Regions from separate parts of the Homo sapiens genome. Here region 1 is linked to region 2. A link is a loop called in an ENCODE intact Hi-C map of the cell type or tissue named here. Cell type or tissue: natural killer cell. All regions are shown on one strand. Links, peaks and the distances in the headings refer to the core of each region. The heading gives the core; the rest is flanking DNA. Region 1 overlaps MRPS9 (mitochondrial ribosomal protein S9). Region 2 holds the start of PANTR1 (POU3F3 adjacent non-coding transcript 1).

Region 1 (10,332 bases), core at 5,055-7,554, 220 kb after region 2:
TTCACTGCTTCCTTTCTTTTGAACTCTGCAATGTTTAGTGGAAGTAAAGATTTTCCTGTTTTATAGCACATAATGGTCTGCCCAAAACATATCTGTAGGCTGTTCAACTCAGTACTAACACTCAAGATTCTCTTGTTATATGTATTTGTTGTTTATCTCAAAAGGATATTCATCTACTTGTGTTTTAACAACTGTGTGGTAACTGAAAGTTAAGCAGACACAGAAAGCAACATAATTTTTTTTCATAGCCAGGTAGTCCTTTGTTTGCTTCAGAATTTGTAAAAGAAAAGAAAAAGAAAGAAAAAGAAAAAAATCTGCATAGAATGCCCATAGGAGATAAATGGAAGTAATAGGTTAGGTCCTGTTAGTACTATTCCATGCATACTAAACAGATGGCAGACAGCGTGCCAGGAATGTGCCTTTTCTGTTTTGTATGTTTTGTTATTTGGTTTTAAAACAACTGGCTTATTTTATTTCCTATTCCCTCTTTTGTTCATTTTTCTTTCATCTTTTGTTTTTCATTGTTTTCACTGAATTTGCAATAGTGCTTTTTATCTGACATGGTATCTTTTGCTCTGTGGACCTTTTCCACAGTATTTGGTACAATACTTAGTATAGTGAGGGATTATAAATTAATAAGTGTGTATTAATTTACTTTTAGCTGAGAAAAATTTTTAAAGGCAAAGACACATTTTCTGATACTTTCAGAAGACTTCTAGCGAATTCTTTGTTGGCTTGTTTTTGTCTTTTTAAAAGAGATATTGCCTGTAAGCCCCAGACATCCTTTGCAATCAATGCTTTCTTTTCAGTTTCCACCAATTAGCTTCCTCATGACTTTTCTGTCTTAGTCTTCATGACAGATCCAACTGTAGGTTGGAATTCTTCAATTTTCATTTCCGTCTAGGATTCTATTCATTGGTCACCTAAATTAACAGTAATTTTCATATTTGGAAATGTTGCCGATGACAGCTTGAAACTCAGTTGAATTGTCTCCTTTGTGGTTGCAGTGTGTTCACCCTAAGTTGAAGAATTATGCTTAGTCTTCCACGCCATCTAGTATTCTGATCCAGGCCCTGGCTTCAGTGGTCCCTTTGCTAAGATGCCAACCAGCCTTGGGCTGCCCTGTATGACTGAGAACGAGGCCTGAGGTCTAGATGGCCCACAAGTGCTGTAGGCTAGTGTTGGCTTTGCTGAGACAGGTTGTGTTTGGGAAAATCTTATTTATTTTTAAATTTTTAACATTTGTCCCACCTTTTTATTTTGAAACTTTTCAAATTTCCAGAAAAGTTGAATATTCATTGAATAAATATAAACGCATACCCCCATCACCTAGATTTGCCAGATTTTCACATTTTGCCACATTTTCTTTATCGCTTTGTATATGTAAAACATTTTTTATTGATCCACTGAAAACTGCACATTATAAACTTAACCCCCAAATACATCAGTATGTACTTAACCCCTAAATGCTTGCATTCTTCATACTGTTATCTCCCACAATATCATTATCACATCTGATACAATTATAATAATTCTATATGCCATATATATAATCTTCGTGAAAATTTCCTCAGTTTTCCCCAGAATGTCTTTGTAGCTGACTAATTGTTTTGTAGAATCCAGGCCACTTGTCTTGTACAGTTGTGTCACATTCTGGCTTTCTGCTTGCTTTCTCGTGATCAGACTTAGAATGTATAAAGGATACTGCTTAGGTGATATTGTATACTTCTCGTTACATCCACGAAGTCTGAGAGGTACATAGTCAGTTTGTCCTGCTGTTGATGATGATGTGACTGATCCCTTGGTTACAGTGATGACCACTAGACCTCTTTATTGTAAAAGTAGCCTTTTCCCTTTGTAACCAGTCTATAGGGTAATATTCTGAGTTCATGCGAATTTTCCATTCTTTAGTAACCTTTCAGCCAGTGGCTTTAGCATTTGTTGGTGATCCTTGCCTGAAATTGATGGTTAATTTGGAAGTTGTAAAATGGTGATTTTCTACTTCTGTCACTCCTTTTACTTTTATAACATATTGTTCTGTAAAGTAGCTTTCTTTTTCTTCTTGCCCCTTCTCCTGAGTGTGTGTGTGTGTGTATGTGTACATGTGTGCGTGTGCATGCACATGAATGTGCATGTCACATATTGAGTGTGTTGTGAAGCATTATCATTATTCTTTTATTTTCAGAGACAGGGTCTTGCTCCATCAACCAGGCTATAGTGTAGTGATGCTGTCATAGCTCACTGCAGACTTGAACTCTTGGGCTCAAGCAATCCTCTCACTTTAGCTTCCTGAGTAGCTGGGACTACAGTCATGTGCCACCACACTTCTTAAAAATTTTTTTTGTAGAGATGGGATCTCAGTATCTCTAAAAAGAGATAGTGAGAATGTCTCAGACTCATTTTGTGCTTTGTCTGCCTTACACCTAGAATCAGCCATTTCTCCAAGGTACTTGGTTCCTTATACTGGGATGTATGTAGAAACCAGTTGACCCTCCCATTGCTCCTAAAGTTCCATTCCTTTATGCTTTTTCAGGGAACAGAACTAGGAAATAATATTTTTTGAATATTACAGGAAATAGTTTTTAAGATAATAGTTTATATTACTTAACATTATAGGGTTTTCCCTTGTACATTTATATCTCTTCTATAATAAAATATCAGTCTCCATAAAATTAATATATTTACTTATTTGCTTTATGCTGCAGTGTACATAAAATATTTCAGAATTATAGTATCAGTGTTATGACTGACTATAAGCCTACCAAGTAAAGATGAAGATTTCTTTGCAATTATTTTGTTGTTGTTATTTGTTTCTGGTTATATTTTTAGAGTTTCTTTGTAAATATTATTCTTTAATACATAAAACATTTACATGCTTCAGGGCTTAACTATACAAGGGAGGCCCAGAGGAGTTTGCCCTTATCCCTATGCCCCTCCCTCTACTCTCACCCAACCCTTGAGAAATCATTTTTATTGGTTTCTACTTAACATTTTTGTGTTTTATGTTTGCAAAAAGAAGCTTATGTGTATTTTCCCCCTGTATTTATACGTCTTTTCTTTTTCTGTTTCTTACACCAAAGCAGCATTCTAGGTACATTTCTTTTGTATCTTGGCTTTTCTGTCTGTTTTACAGCTCTATAGTACTTGATTGCACAGATGTGCCCTCATTTATTCAGCCAGCCTCTTATGCATGGGGATTTGGTTGTTTTCAGTATTTTGTTCTCATAAATCAGTGAATAACACGTGCTTATGTTCTTTTGTATTCATAGGGGTGTATCTTCTGGGTAAATTCATTGAGTCAGATTGCTAGGGAAATATATATGTAATGTTGTTAGAAAGCTCCCACCTTCCCGCTGAAGAGGTTATAGCACTTGGCATTCCCACCAGCAAGGTGGCAGGGTGTTTTTTTATAGCCTCGCCAACAGTGTGCTGTCAGACTTTTGAACTTTTGCTAGTCCTATTAGATAAAATGTGTTCTCTCAGTAGTTTTAATTGCACTTATCTTATTATGAGCCATATACTTCTTTTACAAATATAGTTTAATTGGTCAATCTTTTTTTTTTTTTTTTTTGAGACAGAGTCTCGCCCTGTCACCCAGGCTGGCGTGCAATGGCGCGATCTCAGCTCACTGCAACCTCCGCCTTCCAGGTTCAAACGATTCTCCTGCCTCAGCCTCCCAAGTAGCTGGGATTACAGGCGCCCGCCACCATGCCCAGCTAATTTTTGTATTTTTAGTAGATACGGGGTTTCACCACGTTGGCCAGTCTGGTCTCGAACTCCTGACCTCGTGATCCACCCACCTCAGCCTCTCAAAGTGCTGGGATGACAGGCGTGAGCCACCAGGCCCAGCCTGTCAATCTTTTTTAAAAAGTTACTTATAAATTTTGAGTCATAGTTATGAAAGACTTTTCCATTGCTTAGTTATAAAGGAATTCACTCATGTCATATGTGAGTATTTGTTTTTATTTTGTATGTTTAGCCCTCTCACTCATTTGGAGTTTACTCTGCTGTATATGATGTGAGGTTTGGATTTTGGTTGTATCTTTTTCCAAATGGCAATCAGTTGCAGTATCATTTATTAAGGCTCATGTGTGTAATCCCAATACTGGTAGGCCAAGGCAAGAAGATCATTTGAGCTCAGGAGTTCAAGACCAGCCTGAGCAACATAGTGAGACCCTCATCTCTACAAAAAAAAAAAAAAATTACCTGGGTGTGATGGTGCAAGCCTCTAGCCCCAGCTACTCCTGAGGCTGAGGTGGGAGGATTGCATGAGCCTGGGAGGTCAAGGCTGCAGTGAGCATGATTGTGTCACTGCACTCCAGCCTCAGCGACAGAGTGAGGTTCTGATCTAATAAAAGAAAAAGTCTACCTTTTTTCCCTGCAGCAAAGGAAGGGGGTAGGTGGGGAGGGACCTGGTTAAAACAAAAAAGAGTTTGCTAAAGGGGCACACTGATGTTTGATCTAAGTTTTTTATTTGTTTGTTTATTTTGCACTCCAGCCTGCGTGACAAAGCATGTTGCCCAGGCTGGTTTATAACACCTGGCCTCATCCTCCCACATCAGCCTCCCACAGTACTGGGATTACCAGCATGAGCCACCGTGCCTGACCTAGGTTTTTTGTTTTGTTTTAAGTGTAATTTTGTTCTGAAAAAAGTTGAATAAGAGAATGAAGCTTGATCCAGAGACACAATTAGGCTCCCTAATATGACTGAATTTATACCCCCAAATTATAGACCTCTCCTTTTGGTGGCAGAGTCTGATCCAGCACATTTACTATGCGGGTAGGCAGAGAAGGCCCACTCAGAACAGGCTCTCTAAATGAGCAGAAGTGTATTTAAATGCACTACTGGATCCCAGGCCATAGACTCTTCATCGGCACTGTTCAACAAGAAGGAAAGTGTACATTTTGTTGTTGTGAGGCGGGGCATTGGAGAAGACACTATAAAAGGCTTAAGCTATTGTTCTCAGCTGGGAGGCAGTGCTGCTCCCTAGGACGTAGGGGCATTTGGAAAGGTGTGGGGGTGAGATTTGTCATGAGCACTGGTTATTACTGATGCCGACTGGAAAAAAGCCAGGAATACTAAATGACCTGCAGTATGGAAAAAGGGTGCCTATGATGGAGCTGTCACACCCACAATGCCAGTAGCATCCCTATTGAAAAACAGACATGGAAGAAGAACTTGTTTGGAAAGAGTGTAGTTTAAAAACTCTGGAAAAAGTTGAAAGAACATCTAAAAACATCAGGGGTGTCATGATGGGTGAGACTTAGAGCCTGCTCTTTGCAGCCTGCTCTTTGATATGTGCACGACCAGCTGGGAGCTGGAACAATTGCTCTTAAGCACATTTCCACAGAATCCAGACAGGAGCATCTCTAAGTGATCCCTTAAAAGAGAGATTATTTGTGCTCTCATATTCAAGGAATGACATGTTTAAAGCTGACACTTGAAAATTGTCAATAACCAGTTTAATAGTTAAATTTTTTTCTTTTTGGATTGTGTGTAGTAATTTTATCATCCCATTGAAACATTTATGAAGTAAGATAATGCTTTGAAACTCTAGTTCAATGTCCAGCATATAGAAAGCACTCTATAACTATTAGTTCTAACCTTGTTTATATAACAGTTGTTAACTAACCTTTGTGTATATTTTCAGAGAGCTATTGCTTACCTTTTCCCAAGTGGTTTGTTTGAGAAACGAGCCAGGCCAGTAATGAAGGTAGTTATCTTAATTACTATTTTAAAAATTTCACTTTTATATGTTATGATAATTATCTAATACATTATTAATTTATTTTACAGCATCCTGAACAGATTTTTCCAAGACAAAGAGGTAAGTTTGTTCAAGAATGAGAGAAACAGTTTTTTCTTTACCGTATTCCGGTGTTAGGTTATGTATCAGCGGTTGCTCACATATCGTAGGGTGGCCTTCCTGTGTCACAGTAGTTGTGAAGTAGGTCAAAAAATTTTGTAACAATGAATGAGTGAAGTTTGCAAACCATATCTTTTAAATTAAATACTAAAATTAGATGTGTTTAGAGCTTAGGACTATACCAATGTCATACTAATTATTTGCATTCCAATATGTCCTTTTGAGGGAGAGTTTGGTACAGATCTGCTGGCAACTAATTCAACTTCTGTTTATATGAAAATTTAAAACTTTTCTTGATTTTGGAAGCACATTTTCACTGACTGTAGATTTTCTTTTCTGTTCTTTCAATACTTTAATGATGTAATTCCATTGTCTTGTCTTACATAGTTTCTAATGAGCAATTAGCCATCATTCTAATTGTGTCTCCTGTTTTCTCTGGCTTCTCTTAAGATATTCTCTTTATCTTTTAAATGTGTAAAAAAAAAAAATTGAAGAAAATACACAGCAAGCTTTAAGGTTGTCAAGAAATTGAATAATATATTTACTATACATTAGAAACCTCTTATCCAGTGAGGACCAGTAGTTCTCTGTTAACTTAAAAAGTATTAAAGCTAGAAATCATTTCTTTAAAAAACACTCAAAATGTAACCTGTACTTACCCATCAAGCTTTTGCTGTGACCCTAGAGGTTTGGTGGTTTTGAGTGTGTCTGCTGCTCCCCGTTGCTTTTATGTAACCATGCTGCTGATGCATCATCGCAGTCTTTCAGTTTTGATTTTCTTGCAGTGGAGCAGTGAACTTACACTTCCTAAGAAATCTGAGTGCAGAATATTTTTGTATTTCTACAGATTCTTCCCATCAACCTTACTGAAGTTGACACAACTTTTTTTTTTTTTAGCAACTTGCCTTTCTAGAGCATTCAACCTAGTTTTCTTAGAAGTAGCAACTTTTATGTTTGCACTCATATTTAATTTATTTATGTAATACTTAATTCATGTATTTATAGAAATAAGTACAACTGTAATAAAATAGGCTTGGGAGTAAACATAACTATTAGTAAGCATGAAACTCAGCAGCAAAAATGTGTGGATCTACTTGAGAATAGCTTGGTGGCCACAGGTTCTCAATACGCAGGCCGCTTTATCAGTGTGTTTAGAATTAAATAGAAATTGGTAAGATAGCAGATATTTCTATAGAAGACTTATTTATTTTGCAGTGGTATTTCTGCTAAGTCATATTTTTATTCAAAGCTAGGCATTTATTCTCTTATTCCAGTTCACTCTTGGAAATGATAACTTTTAGTTTGAATCTTATTATAAATGTTTTGAATCTTTTTATAAATATGCTCTATCATTTGTATTCCCTCAGTTCTTAATCATGGTTGATTATAAATTATACCATCGATTTAATAATAGCTTTTGGGGAAATAATAAATGAAGACTATGTTAAAAATGCACATCACTTTTGCAGATACAACTCAGTGTTACAGAAGTAAAACTATGCACAGGGCACAGTAACTTACATTAAACACCTAGTAGCTTTTCGGTAAATGTTTGTAATGACAGTGATTTTTTTTTCTTCTTCTTCTTTACTAACTCTTCTATTTTTTTAAACCTCTCAGGCTCCTCACCTATTTCTCTCTCTCTTTGTTCTTTATATCTCTACTAGTTGCATCTCTTCTTATACATCTGCCCCTCTAAGACTGGTTTGTTCTTTCAAATCATACCAGCTTCTCAGTATTAGAAGTTTATTGTTACTAGCAGCCAGGTTGTGACAACTGAAACTTCTATATATCCCTGCAAAATGCCCATGTGTTATTTTGAAAATATGTCACTCCTGGTAGGATTATCTTAAGTTGTAGTTTACTATATGTAACTGTATGTAAACAGTACTCCTCTAGAATTAGTAAAATTTTTTTGTTGCTTACCTACCTACCTCCCAATTTTGTTGTATTTCATAAATATAGGATAAACTGATTTTTTTGTATGCTAAAAAAGTAACAGTGAATTTTAGATTTGGATAGATTTTGACACTTATAGTGTACTAACACTTTCCTTATTAAAAGATGGAAGCTTCTAGATTGAGTTAACATGAAATCTTGCTCTGTATGTTTTAAAGCAAGTGATAAAAATATTAAGTGAAACAAAGATGACTACTGGGTCAACAGGAGCAAAGAGTAGCACTCATATTAGACAAAATGGAATTCAAGGAGTGTGAGGAATACTTCAACGAAGCAAGAATGTTAATTTATGTTGATAAAACCTAATCTCCATTGAGTAGATTTGATGACCACAAACCTTTTTGCACCAACATTTAGCATCGAAATGTTCAAAACAAAAGCCGTTAACTTAAGGCTATAACGAATTTGAATAACACAGCATGATTTTATAGTTACAGATACAAAGAATACATTTTCTATGCAGAGGCCTATGGACTATTAATAGAATTATGATGTAATTGGACATAAAGAAAACCTAACGAATTCCAAGTAGTAAAAATCATATCATTCGATTTTTCTGAGTTAAGATCAATAGAACCATATGACTGTTGAGTTAAAGAGAAAATCAAAATTGAGGTTACAGACATGACAATGACAACAGTTCCTATTAAATCCTATGGAATATGGACATTGTATTATACAGAGACAAGCATATATTTGTTAGAAATTAAGAAAGACTGAATATAAATGAACTAAATTTTCGGTTCAGGAAGCCAGAAAAAGAAAAATAGAATAGAGGAACATAGCGAAGAAATTGAAAAGAAGGGGTATGATAAACAAAACCATGTCATTCTTTGAAAAAGCTAGTGAAATCAATCAACTTCTAGCAAATCTGGCCAGGGAAAAAAGAGAAAACATAAGAGGACAATATTAAGAATTGTAAATAATAATATTCAGAGGGTAATTTTAAAGTATGCAGTTGTTATGGGTAACTTTATTCTAACTTGAAAAATCTCTCAAGTAAGAATTGTTAGCATTTATTGAAACAGAGTAGGCCAGGCATAGTTCTAAGTGCTTCCTGTGTGTTAACTTACACTCTTCACAACAGGTTTTTTAAGTAGATACTGTAATTTTCCCCACTGCACAAATGTAGGAATTAAAAGCACATGGAGTTTAACTTACCAAGGACGTAACAGCCAGGAAATAGTTGAGCCAGAATGTAGGGAGGCCCAGGCAGTTGTGGCACACACACATATGTATGACCACCAGACTCAACTGACTCTCAGACATGTAGTTGAAAGAATAATATAATTGCCACAGTTGTCTCAATCAGGAGAATAGTGGTTAAACCGGTGGTCCCCAGCCTTTTTGGCGCCAGGGACCAATTTTGTGAAGGACGATTTCACGGACCAGGGGTTGGGGGATGGTTTCGGGATGATTCAAGCTCATTACATTTATTGTGAGCTTTATTTCTATTATTACATTGTAAGATATAATGAAATAATTATACAACTCACCGTAATGTAGAATCAGTGTGAGGCCTGGGCTTGTTTTTCTGCAACTACATTGTCCCATGTGGTGTTGATGGGAGACAGTGACAGATCGTCAGGCCTTAGATTCTCATAAGGAGCATGCAACCTAGATCCCTCGCATGTGCTGTTCACAATAGGGTTCACGCTCCTATGAGAATCTAATCGCACTGTTGATCTGACAGGATGTGGCACTCAGGCGGTAATGTGAGCAATGGGGAATGTCTATAAATACAGATGAAGCTATGCTGGTCTGTGGTCTAGGGGCTGGGGACCCCTACTGTAGAACCAAGTGCTCTTACTGCGAAACACCCACTCTGGTCCCAGTTGACCAGTCATGACAGCAAATACAAATCAATAGAACCTGGTACCTGTCTGTGGCCCAGGGGTTGGGTACCCCTGTGTTAATCTAAAAGCTGCAGAAGTTATAAAGGAGCGCCAAAGGTCTAATGAGAAAGGCCCAGGCCTAGAAGGTTTTGTCGGGAAGCTCTGACATACCTTGAAGGAGGATGTAACTATTGTTATCATTTAAACTTGTAGAGCAGAAGAAAAGAATGAAAGCTTCTAAATTCCCTTCAGAGGGTCACACAATTATCAAATCTGGACATAAATTTCATGAAAAAGAAAGCTATAGTCTGTTGTCACTAAATAAAACACTAGCAAACCAAGTAAAGCTTTATATTAAGAGAGTATACCAGAGGGCCTTTTTTTCTCTCCAGGAAAATAAGGATGATTTATGTAATTCTCTGTGTTAATTGAGTCAAGGTTAAAACATTTCAATAAAAAAGTTAATTAACAAAATTGAGCATTAATTTTTTTGGTAAAAACACAACCTAGAAATAAAAAGAAACTTTCTTAGTTTGAGAAAGCATATCAAGACAAACAGAAACACATCAAATTTAAAAATATATCAATAGATCCCATTAAGTTCAGGAATAAGACAGTTATGTGCATACTCGCCTGTGTTATTTGGCATTGTTTTGGAAGTTTTACCTAGC
Region 2 (10,332 bases), core at 1,909-4,408:
CTTGAAAACACCCCTGAGGCTGGCCATCCAGGGCAGGCACTGGGGTGTCTCAGGGCCGGGGGCGCGGGGGGAAAGAGCGATATAGTGAACTGGGTGTTTCAGCATTCACTGGAGAGAAGAGACCACAGAAGCACAGTTTGAGGGGAATGCCGAAAAGAGCAGCCGTCAGCCTGACGTGCTGCATCTGCACCCAGCTTCTCAGACAATAGCTAAGTTCAAATGTCAAAAAAAAATCTAATAATAATAATAATAAAAACAGAGGTGCCAAACTGCAAGAATTGTTTTCTGGGATGTATGCCACATGAATCTCTTTTCCACCTCCAGACTACCCTGTTCCGACCCAGAAAGGCGATGCTGTATAATAACGTATGAGGAATGTTTGGCGTAAGGAGTGTCCTCAAGACTGAGAGAGCTGTTTGTTCAGTTCTGTTAGGACCACCACAACCTCAAAGAATCAAACCATTTTTCTGATAAAGCTGAATTAATATTTCTGGGCGTTGTTTTTACACACATACAAATACACACAAAACCCACCAAGCTGACCTTGGAATATTTTTCTAGCTAAGAAATGACCAAATTTTGTCAATGAATCATCATCATCATCATCATCATCATCATCATCTCTGGTCAATCAGCCTGGCTCTATGTTACCTAGCCCTGTGAATTTAAATTTGAAAAAGAGCATTGCACTCAGTGGGGAGGCAGGGAGTGTGGTGAGGGGGCAGGCAGGAACAGTCCATCACACTGTGACAGCTCCAGCTTCCCTGGCAATTGGTAGCTTTCATTACCAGACTTGTCAGGTGCACGCCTGCATGCAGCTCGAATGGGCAAACTGTTGGAAATGGGTTGTTTTAAAAGCATTCACTGGATTACCAACTTACTGTGCTTTCTTAGTTTATTTCCCATAATCTGAAATGCCCTGTAGTTTAAAGCTGTCCTATAAGTATCAGAAAGAAAGCTTCTTGCTTTCGGGTGAGAAATCATAATGTCTTTGAATGTATTACTCTTTGAAACCATCTAAAAACCTACGTACTTGCTCCTTTCCTGCAGATCAGACAAATCAGTTATCAAAATGATACAAAGAATTAGGGGAAGAAACACTTCAAAAAACTTAGGAAGACCAAGAAACAACTCATCCACTGCCAAGACGACAAATACTTTTCTCCACCCAAAAGCTACCGTGGAAGAGCTGTCCCCTTTGTATATAACACAGAGTATGGGTTGAGAGTATGCTTAACATTTTAATTTGTAAATGCTAATGGCAAATGTGCTTCTGAACTGCAGCGATACCAGAGCACCTTATCATTCTCAAATGGAAACAAATGAGTAAATACCCACTTTGTGTTTTGTACTTTTGACCCAGGTAATGTTCTTCATTCTCTCATTTGGCAAAAGCAATTTCGCCATCCCCAACAATTAAAAGTCTGTAGCTTTGCCCAGCACTTTGAATCTTAATTCATACCCAGCTTGATCGCTTCCACCCCCAAATCATTATAAAATGCTACTAAAGCCATCTCTATAATATGTCAGTTCTTGTCAAATTAACTTGTTGCTCTACCCAGATTTCTTATTTTCTGTTTCTTTTACATTAAGGAACCTAGGACTATAGATATCATGAGGGGCAAGCATTTTATCTTTTCTGTTTATTGTTTAATTACCTTTTCAAAAAAAGAAAAGTAGCAGCAAGACAGTAACAATCACAGATCTTATGAAAAGTGGCACACAAAAATTATGCTCTAAATATATATAATGATTGCCTCACCAATGTTTTTTGCAGAATGTCAGGCTGATTTGAAAAGTTTCCTTTCTCCTTAATAATTTTTAAATGCATTCAGCAGCCCTGGGCATGCAAAGTAAGCTAGAGCTTTAAGACATTTGCCCACTTCATGTGGATCTGCCCCAGAAGTCTTTTGTCTGAAATGTCCCAAAAGCCAAAGAGAAAGCAATGTTTGGGCTCAAGTTACAATTTTCTCAATTCTCCCTGTTTTATTAGTGCGAACCTGAGAGTACCTTTCCTGACTCTAAATGTGAGAGCTTGGGGTGAAAATCACAGATTAAAATGTGTTTGAGTGTGCCCCTTTTGCTTATACTGTTCCCAGAATCTCTTGACCCTCCTAGAAAACACACCACTTAAATCCAAACTCTGACTTACTAAAGTTAGTGTCAAAGAAAAACTTCTCCTCATTGGAACCTGGTTGACTTGGAGCTGGGTTAGAAAGAATAAGGTGTCTTTTCCTCTCTTGCACAGGAACATGAGAGCGATCACGTAATGTGGCCCTTACTAACAGGCTCTGTGACACATTCACAGGTGTGTTCGGCTACTGAACCATGGAAGCCAGCTTCTCACTTCCAGTCACTCCGGGCTTCCCTTTACTAGTCACACTCTCTGAATCTCCTTGGGAAAATTCTTAATGACAAACTGACTAATTCTGAACCAGTCAGGATCTACCCTTCACTGCTTTAGGAAGTTTTCCACATATCTTTTTCGTCCTTTACCACAATAAAGTTTAGTCTTCATTGGCAGTATGTATATATCTTTGAGGCAGAAACCTTGTGGCTCTACTGAAACTTTTCTTCAACTGGGTTAAGTAATGCACTAAAAAGTTTCAAGCCCACAGTTATCTCTAACCCGTGGCTATTTTGTATTTTCTTTTCTCTGCCAAGCCTTTCAAGGATAAATCCAAAATCTTTCTAAAATCATAAGTGGTAACAAGAATGAAAGTAGCCACTAAATATCAAATGGAGTAAAAGTGATCCTGGGCCAGCGGACTAAATCTCTAGGACCCAGAGATGCATTTAGAAGTCAAAGCATGTATCAGGTTGAAGAACTTTCATTATTTAAACAGATCATACCCTAGGATGCATTTCATTTTCTTGACTGTTAAAACAACAACAACAAAAAACCCTGAAAGGTAGCTTCTTAAGTAGCCTATTAAATCCCCTTAGTAATAATTTTCAAAAACTATTCTTGCTTTCACATCTCATTTCTGTTTTCCAGCCCAGAATACACTTCACTGAAATGGAGGAATAGTTTTTGAACTATATTTCTTTCTGGGCCATTTCACAGACATGGGCGGGTGGGGGATGGGGAAGTCATTGTCTTCATATTTTAAAACCCTGTGTTATGCAATGAATTCACTCCTCGTTGTGAATATGCATAGAAAGGTAGCGGTATTTGTTCCTTTGGCAAGTTTGGAAGAGCAGATTTGCTTTTGAAACAGCTACATTTTACTCAGCACTCGCTAAGACGAGTCAGTGCGCCCCCTGCTGACAAGTCAATAATGCTACTCCTGAGCAAAGTTTATTTTGTTCAGTAAACCGTGTCATATAAAATTAACAACAGCCAATAAAATTAGCTTATATGTTTCAACTGTAAAAGTCCAAAACAAAATAAAGCTAGTTTTAGTGGCACTAGAAATCTCTAGTTTGGCTTCTTCTCTTTGGCTGAACCAAGGTCCTTTTATCTAAAGCCCAGTGCACAAACATATAGCTTAATGTGACTAGTGTTCTTCCTTTTATTTCTTTCTCTATGGCAACCAATATGCTCTGCTCAGAAATGTTCCCCATCAAGGAAACAAATGATCTTCAGGGAGCAGCTCTATATGGCATCTGGTCCAATGGAGCACACAGAGTTAACCCCAGTCAAAAGCAACGCTGCCAAGCACGTAAACAAGGAGTGGAAAACTGGCGATTCTGAGCCCCCTCCCCAACTGAAACCTCTTCCTCCCTCGTTACAAACCGTTTCATTGATTTGGCATCAACTGTTTCCAAATAAATTACCAATTCTAAATTGCAAGGTGTTCTGTGTAAAAAAGTGCAATAAAATTCCAGCCATTGGATTCTCCCCCCTCATCATCACAGACGCAGCTTCCCTTAAAAGAACAAAACCAAGAAGCTTTTAAAATTTTCTCCGGCCTATTTCACTAAGGTAAGGCACTCAAATGGGCCTGGACTTGGCCTAGCTATGTCCTCCGGCCATGTTTATCTAATTAACTGCACCTAGCAATAACTGCACCCTCAATTTTTACAAAACCCAGGAACAGTGGCAAGGAGGGGACAAGTGAGGCTGTCAAAAATAGAAAACAAAGTGAAATCCAGTCTGCGATGCTAAAGCTCCAGCCTCCTTTGGGAATGAAGTGTAGGGATGTCCTGGTTAGTTTTGATTGATCACCCTCTTTCTGATGGGCTTTCACTACCGAGCTGGGAGGCTGCAGCTCCCCGCCTGCTCCCCAGACACAGCATTAACCAGGGGTGCCCTGACTTCCTGCCTCGCTTCCTCCTCCTCCAGCTCTCCGCCTTCCCTTTGCCAAGTCCCCCTCCTCACTCCATCCTCCTGCTCCCAGCATGCGTCCCCCCACCCCAATCCAGGCAGGCACACACAATTCAGGACATCACCACTGGCTACAGAAATAGGGTTTCTTCCCCTCTAGTCCTGATTCTCTGGGAAAAATAAAAAATCCCAATCAAGAAATATTTATATACTGCATGCTTAATAATCACTTCTTTTCCAGGGCTTCTTCCCCCTCCTCCCACCCCACCTTCACGATCAACAATTACAATGAATAGCATTTTCCCCCCACCCCTCCAAAGTAAAGTGGCTTTTGCTGTGTGGGGCTTTGGACTGAGTCCATCTTTTTATGTAATATTTTAGCAGGGTTGGATTTTTTTAACTCCCCCCCAACACATCTTCCCTTCCTTCCTTCCTTCAGACAGTTGCTCTGTGAACCCTCTCTTGTCCCAAGCAATGAAAATAAGCTCCCAAACCTACAAGAACATAAATAAATAAGCCAAAAAGGAGGGGAAAAAGAAGAGGAAAGCAGGGAAAGAAAATGAAAAAACACTTACCGAGCAAACTTCCAGGGTTAGGTTTTTAAATAAAAGGTGTTTTTTAATTTTTTTTCAAATAAGGTGACTGGGTTGGGGGTGGAGGGGAAGGCATATTCTCAACTCTCCAGCACCGATGCGTCCTTAGCCTTCCCTTCACACTGACGCCTCGAAGCCCAGCTCTCCACTAGTCTATTATTTTCACCAAAATATATGAAAATGTATGCAAATGAAAATCAGCACTAACTGTTCTCCCCTTGTTATATACTTTGGATTTTTTTTTTCCAGACAAAACAATCACACTCGCAAAGGGAGGGGGCGGATGGGGTGGGGCAGCGTGGAGGGGGGAGAGAGGCCGGGGAGCGATTCGAGAATTAAGTACGACGAAAGGGGGGGAGGAAGAAGGGGACAGACCTCGGAACAGAAGTGTGTTTCTGTTATCGAGGAGCACAACGTTTTGGGGGGCTTCCCATACGCGCACACACACCCTCTTGAAAAGAAAGAAAGTGGATCTGTTTGCAGAGGCGCTATCACGTTTCATCAGGCCACCTGAGACTGCTTTTGAAAGCGTGTACTGTGAAATTCATAGCAGTAATTTAGACAAAATCCTCACTGTATATTAATGAAAGGCGGCCCCATGGCTCTGTTCCTATCCTCCCCATTCAGTGTAAACAAAACCACGAGACTCTCTCGGTTTTTGAGCCGGATCCAAGCAAAATCGGCAGGAAAGGAAAACACGGGGTGCTGGCACCGACTATTCAAACGTCTGCACCTGGAGATCTCAGATTGATTCAATGAAATCTGTGTTCCATCTTTTATATATACATATACGCATACGTAAATATAAAAAGCAACCTTTGGGGGCCGCAGAGGAAAAAAATCCGTTCTGTTTGGGGTTTGGTTACCACCGCCTTTGGTATCTATACCTTGGCAATAATGGCTTTGCTAAAACCTACCTACGATGGTATCTCACCCGGCAAGCAGGAGCTGGACAAGAGCCTACATAAATTCTACGCGTCTAGTGTTAATCTTGAGATCACGCGGGGGCTGCCTGGCTGCGGCTGGGCAGGAGAACTCCTGCTTTCACTGAGTTCACTTAACTGCGCTCGGCAGAGGCACGATACAGCGGGAGAGAAGGGCAGGCCCGTTCACATTTTAATCGGAGCGCACCGGCGGCCGCTCCTCGGCTGCGTCCTGGGCTGCCGCTCGGGCTCGGGACTGCCAGATGCAGGCTCTGGCTGGGGGCGGCGGGCGCAAGCGGGCGCACCCGCAGCTAGGGGTGCGGGGTGCACGCACACGCACGCTCATTAAGAGCCATGTATTTATTGAATGTCCGAGTTGGGTTAGTTCATTGGAAATCCCCGAGGAGGGCTCAATTTGCCCTTGTTTTCGTTGCCACTTTCTCTTTTTTCTTGGTTCGCTGAGGTTCCTCTGTGCAGCGTTTCCGCTTGGCCGCGTCCCCCCACCCCACCCCACCCCACCCCCGCTTCTCTCGCCTACCGGGTGCACTCCCCCTCCCATCCCCCTTAACTCTTTCAGCTGGGTTAGAGCTGAGAAAGCATTTGTCGCCGCCAGCCCCATCCACCACGCAAATCCATCTGAGACAGAAAGGAAAGAAAAAAAAGCACCACCATGCCTAAGAATAGAGAGCGAGCAAACCCCCCCACCGCTAATCACACACACACACACACACACACACACACACACACACGAGGAAGCGGTGGAGCAGAGAAGGGCGCGGCTAGCCGATCCCGGTTCTTTCGCCCGGCTCCTGCTGCCACAGGGAATTCCTAAAGCCATTGGGGTCGAATACACTTACGATGAATCTATGGGGGAAGGTCGGACTGATTGCTTTTCAAATACATCGCACGGCTCCGCTGACCGGCACCCTCCAAACTCACAAGGGCACGCACGCTACTTGCACGAATCCCAGAGGAGGGAGGAGGGAGGAAGGGAGGGAGAGCGAAGGAGGGAGAGAGGGGGTGGAGGAGCCAGGGAGCGGCGGCAGCGAGCGGTCCGTCTCGCACGCGCGGGCACCGCGCTGGTCCTGGGCTGCAGGTTTCCCAGATGATGGCATCCGAGAACTTAAACAAAGGGGGCTGCCGCCGGCGCGCAACGGCTGCGGAAAGTTGCGGTGGCGGATTTCCAAGGAGCGTGGCCACGACCAGAGCTCTTGGCGATGCGAGCCCCCGCTTCCCACCCCCGCCGATCAGAGAAGGGGGCCGGCTGGTGAAGGGAAGAGGAAACTTTGAAACCACTGGGGACACATCTGTCTATAGGTATTAGCTTGAATGGTACATCCGTGCCGCGCGCTTTACAAATCTCTGGCGGGGCGGGGGTAAGGGGGTGAGCAACCCGACGCGTACTAGGTGGGGTGGGCAGGTTGCTATTTTTCATGTTTCCCCCTTCGTTTTCCTTCTGATTCTCTTCCCCCCTCTCGTCCCTCCCTCCCTTTTATCTCCCCTTTCTTCCCCCCGCCCAGACCTATTGCGAACGCCCAGAGCCGCCGAGGGAACGCCAACGTCTGGGCCGGACACTAAGAGTTAAGATGTGGCGGAGGGGGCGGCGGGGGAGGGGCGGGGAGGGGAAAGTGGTGAGGGGGAGGGAGGCTGGAGGACGACAGATTTCCAGCTTCTACGACGCTCTGCCTAAATTAAAAAGCAACCAATCGGAACGGCCGGAAGGGGGGCCTCGCGTCCTGAGCCAGTCATTCCGAGCCTGCCAATCACCCAGCGGGTAGCCAATCAGCGGGGGCCCTGGTGCTCGACTTCCTTGTATTTGGGAAAGTGTGGTGGTGGGTGCGCGCTCGCGGCGGAGGGTAAACATTCGACAGTCCCCGCTCTGAGAGGGAGGGACAGAGAGCGAACTGTCAGATCGGAGCGAGAGCGGGCGCCCGAGAGAGGGAGAGAGAGAGAGGGAGGGAGAGGAAAAGTGAGAGAGGGAAAGAGAGCGCGAACGAGGGCGCAGAGCGAGCTCCTGCTGCAACTCTGCTCCAGCACGGCCAGCGCCAGCGCCCGCCGTCGGTGCACTCTACGAGCCGTGCAGCGTGCCCACTGGAGTTGTTGTGTATCAAGGATCGATCCCCTATATGCACACACACACCTCCACCTCCACCAATGCACTCTTCTTCCTCCTCCTTCTCCAGACAACTGCTGGGAAAAAAATAAAACACCAACCCCAACCGTCAGCAACAAGGTAACAGAGCGATTCGACATCATTTTTTTTCCTGTTCAATTTTTTCCTTGTTATATTTGTTTCCTAATTTCTGCCCAAAAGGAAAGATGTCGCATCAGACTGTGACTGTTGCGAGGAGAATGAAAAAGGACTCTTGTTTCAGAGGCAACCAAGAGCTCCGGCAATAGCAACTTCAGAGAAATGCACCATCGCAAGAAGTTTTCCTAGGACAGAACAAAACTTGAAACGAGAGGACCAGAGGGGGAGAGCAGGAGCCAGCCTCCCCTCTCCGCACTCGCGAGCAGCCAGCAGCACCACGCCTTCAAGGACGAAAAAGTTTTACTACTCTAAGGGAAAACGAGTGAAATGTGTTCCTGAGGAGGAGAGGAGAGGAGAGGAGAGAGCGGACAAGAGAAGGAGCGGGCCGGTTGCTGGTCATCCGTAATTTGGCTAAGGAAGAAAGGAGCAGCTTCTTTCTTTGTTATCTCCCGTGAAACCTTCACTTAGCAGGTGGACGGAGCCCCGCGACCGGGCAGAGTCCGGGCTCGCCCGAGGACAGGAGGAGGAGCGGGAGCCCGCGCGTCCCGGGAGAGCGCCCCGAGTGCAGGTCCCCGCCCCGCCCGGCGAGCCCCGCTGGAGCGAGCCCAGCGCGCCGGGGCTGGGGGGCGGCCACGACCCCCCCTGAAGGGGGTGGCCACGGAGCGCACCCCGAGAAGCGAGCCCCCCTCCCCAGAGCGCTGCTCCTGCGGCTGCTGCTGCTGCTGGTGACCAAGGCCGGCCGGCGACCCCCGCGCCCTGCCGAGCGGCCTTGCAGCTGCAGCCGGGGGCCGCGGCGGCGGCGGCGGCGGCGGGGGCGGAGGCGGCGGCGGAGGAGGAGGCGGCGAAGGCGGCGGGGCCGGCGGGGGCCCGGGGCGGGGGCGGGGAAGGAGGGGGGGAGGAGGCGGGAGGCGGGGGGCGCGGCGGCGGCGGCGGCGGCGGCGGCCGCGGCTGCTGCTGCGGCGGCGGCGGCGGTGGTGGCGGCGGTGGGGTGGCGGGAGCGGAGCGGCATGGCCACGGCGGCTTCTAACCCCTACCTGCCGGGGAACAGCCTGCTCGCGGCCGGCTCTATTGTGCACTCGGACGCGGCAGGGGCTGGCGGCGGCGGGGGTGGCGGCGGCGGCGGCGGCGGGGGCGGCGCAGGGGGCGGGGGCGGCGGCATGCAGCCGGGCAGCGCCGCCGTGACCTCGGGCGCCTACCGGGGGGACCCGTCCTCTGTCAAGATGGTCCAGAGCGACTTCATGCAGGGGGCCATGGCCGCCAGCAACGGCGGCCATATGCTGAGCCACGCGCACCAGTGGGTCACAGCCCTGCCCCACGCCGCCGCCGCCGCCGCCGCTGCCGCCGCCGCCGCCGTGGAGGCGAGCTCGCCGTGGTCGGGCAGCGCCGTGGGCATGGCTGGCAGCCCCCAGCAGCCACCGCAGCCGCCGCCGCCACCGCCGCAGGGCCCCGACGTGAAGGGCGGCGCCGGGCGCGACGACCTGCACGCGGGCACAGCGCTGCACCACCGCGGGCCGCCGCACCTCGGACCCCCGCCGCCGCCCCCACACCAGGGCCACCCTGGGGGCTGGGGGGCGGCCGCCGCTGCCGCAGCCGCAGCCGCCGCCGCCGCCGCCGCCGCGCACCTCCCGTCCATGGCCGGGGGCCAGCAGCCGCCGCCGCAGAGTCTGCTCTACTCGCAGCCCGGAGGCTTCACGGTGAACGGCATGCTGAGCGCGCCACCGGGGCCCGGCGGCGGCGGCGGCGGCGCGGGCGGTGGAGCCCAGAGCTTGGTGCACCCGGGGCTGGTGCGCGGGGACACGCCAGAGCTGGCCGAGCACCACCACCACCACCACCACCACGCGCATCCTCACCCGCCGCACCCGCACCACGCGCAGGGACCCCCGCACCACGGCGGCGGCGGCGGCGGCGCGGGGCCTGGACTCAACAGCCACGACCCGCACTCGGACGAGGACACGCCGACGTCGGACGACCTGGAGCAGTTCGCCAAGCAGTTCAAGCAGCGGCGCATCAAGCTGGGCTTCACGCAGGCCGACGTGGGGTTGGCGCTGGGCACACTCTACGGCAACGTGTTCTCGCAGACCACCATCTGCCGCTTCGAGGCCCTGCAGCTGAGCTTCAAGAACATGTGCAAGCTCAAGCCGCTGCTGAACAAGTGGCTGGAGGAGGCGGACTCAAGCACCGGCAGCCCCACAAGCATCGACAAGATCGCGGCGCAGGGCCGCAAGCGCAAGAAGCGGACCTCTATCGAGGTGAGCGTCAAGGGCGCGCTGGAGAGCCACTTCCTCAAGTGCCCCA

What was found. A loop is a pair of places that touch in the nucleus more often than their neighbours do. Peaks named below come from ENCODE experiments on the same cell type or tissue, not always from the same donor. Only the 100,000 strongest peaks of a DNase experiment are listed, where the experiment ranks them.
Region 1: it touches region 2 in a loop (2.9-fold over the local background); 2 of 110 quality-filtered maps call a loop at or near these places.

Annotation. Positions count from the first base shown.
Region 1 is chr2:105,065,662-105,075,993 of GRCh38, forward strand. It overlaps MRPS9 (mitochondrial ribosomal protein S9), which reads left to right. Exons shown (of 11, transcript NM_182640.3): 3 at 5,652-5,714; 4 at 5,798-5,828. Among named protein-coding and RNA genes, the nearest start is that of MRPS9-AS1, 32 kb to the right of the region's middle. In natural killer cell, for the core only: no CTCF peak of the experiment used is centred there; DNase peaks (open chromatin) are centred at 5,910 and 6,580; H3K27ac peaks cover 1,703 bases.
Region 2 is chr2:104,846,467-104,856,798 of GRCh38, forward strand. PANTR1 (POU3F3 adjacent non-coding transcript 1) reads right to left here and starts at 5,010. Exons shown (of 4, transcript NR_037883.1): 1 at 4,846-5,010. It overlaps POU3F3 (POU class 3 homeobox 3), which reads left to right and starts at 7,649. Exons shown (of 1, transcript NM_006236.3): 1 at 7,649-10,332. The coding sequence starts at 9,045. RefSeq lists enhancers at 2,062-4,614, 7,253-7,842 and a silencer at 5,995-6,044. In natural killer cell, for the core only: CTCF peaks have their summits at 3,279 (motif pointing left) and 3,499; a DNase peak (open chromatin) is centred at 3,265; H3K27me3 peaks cover 2,023 bases.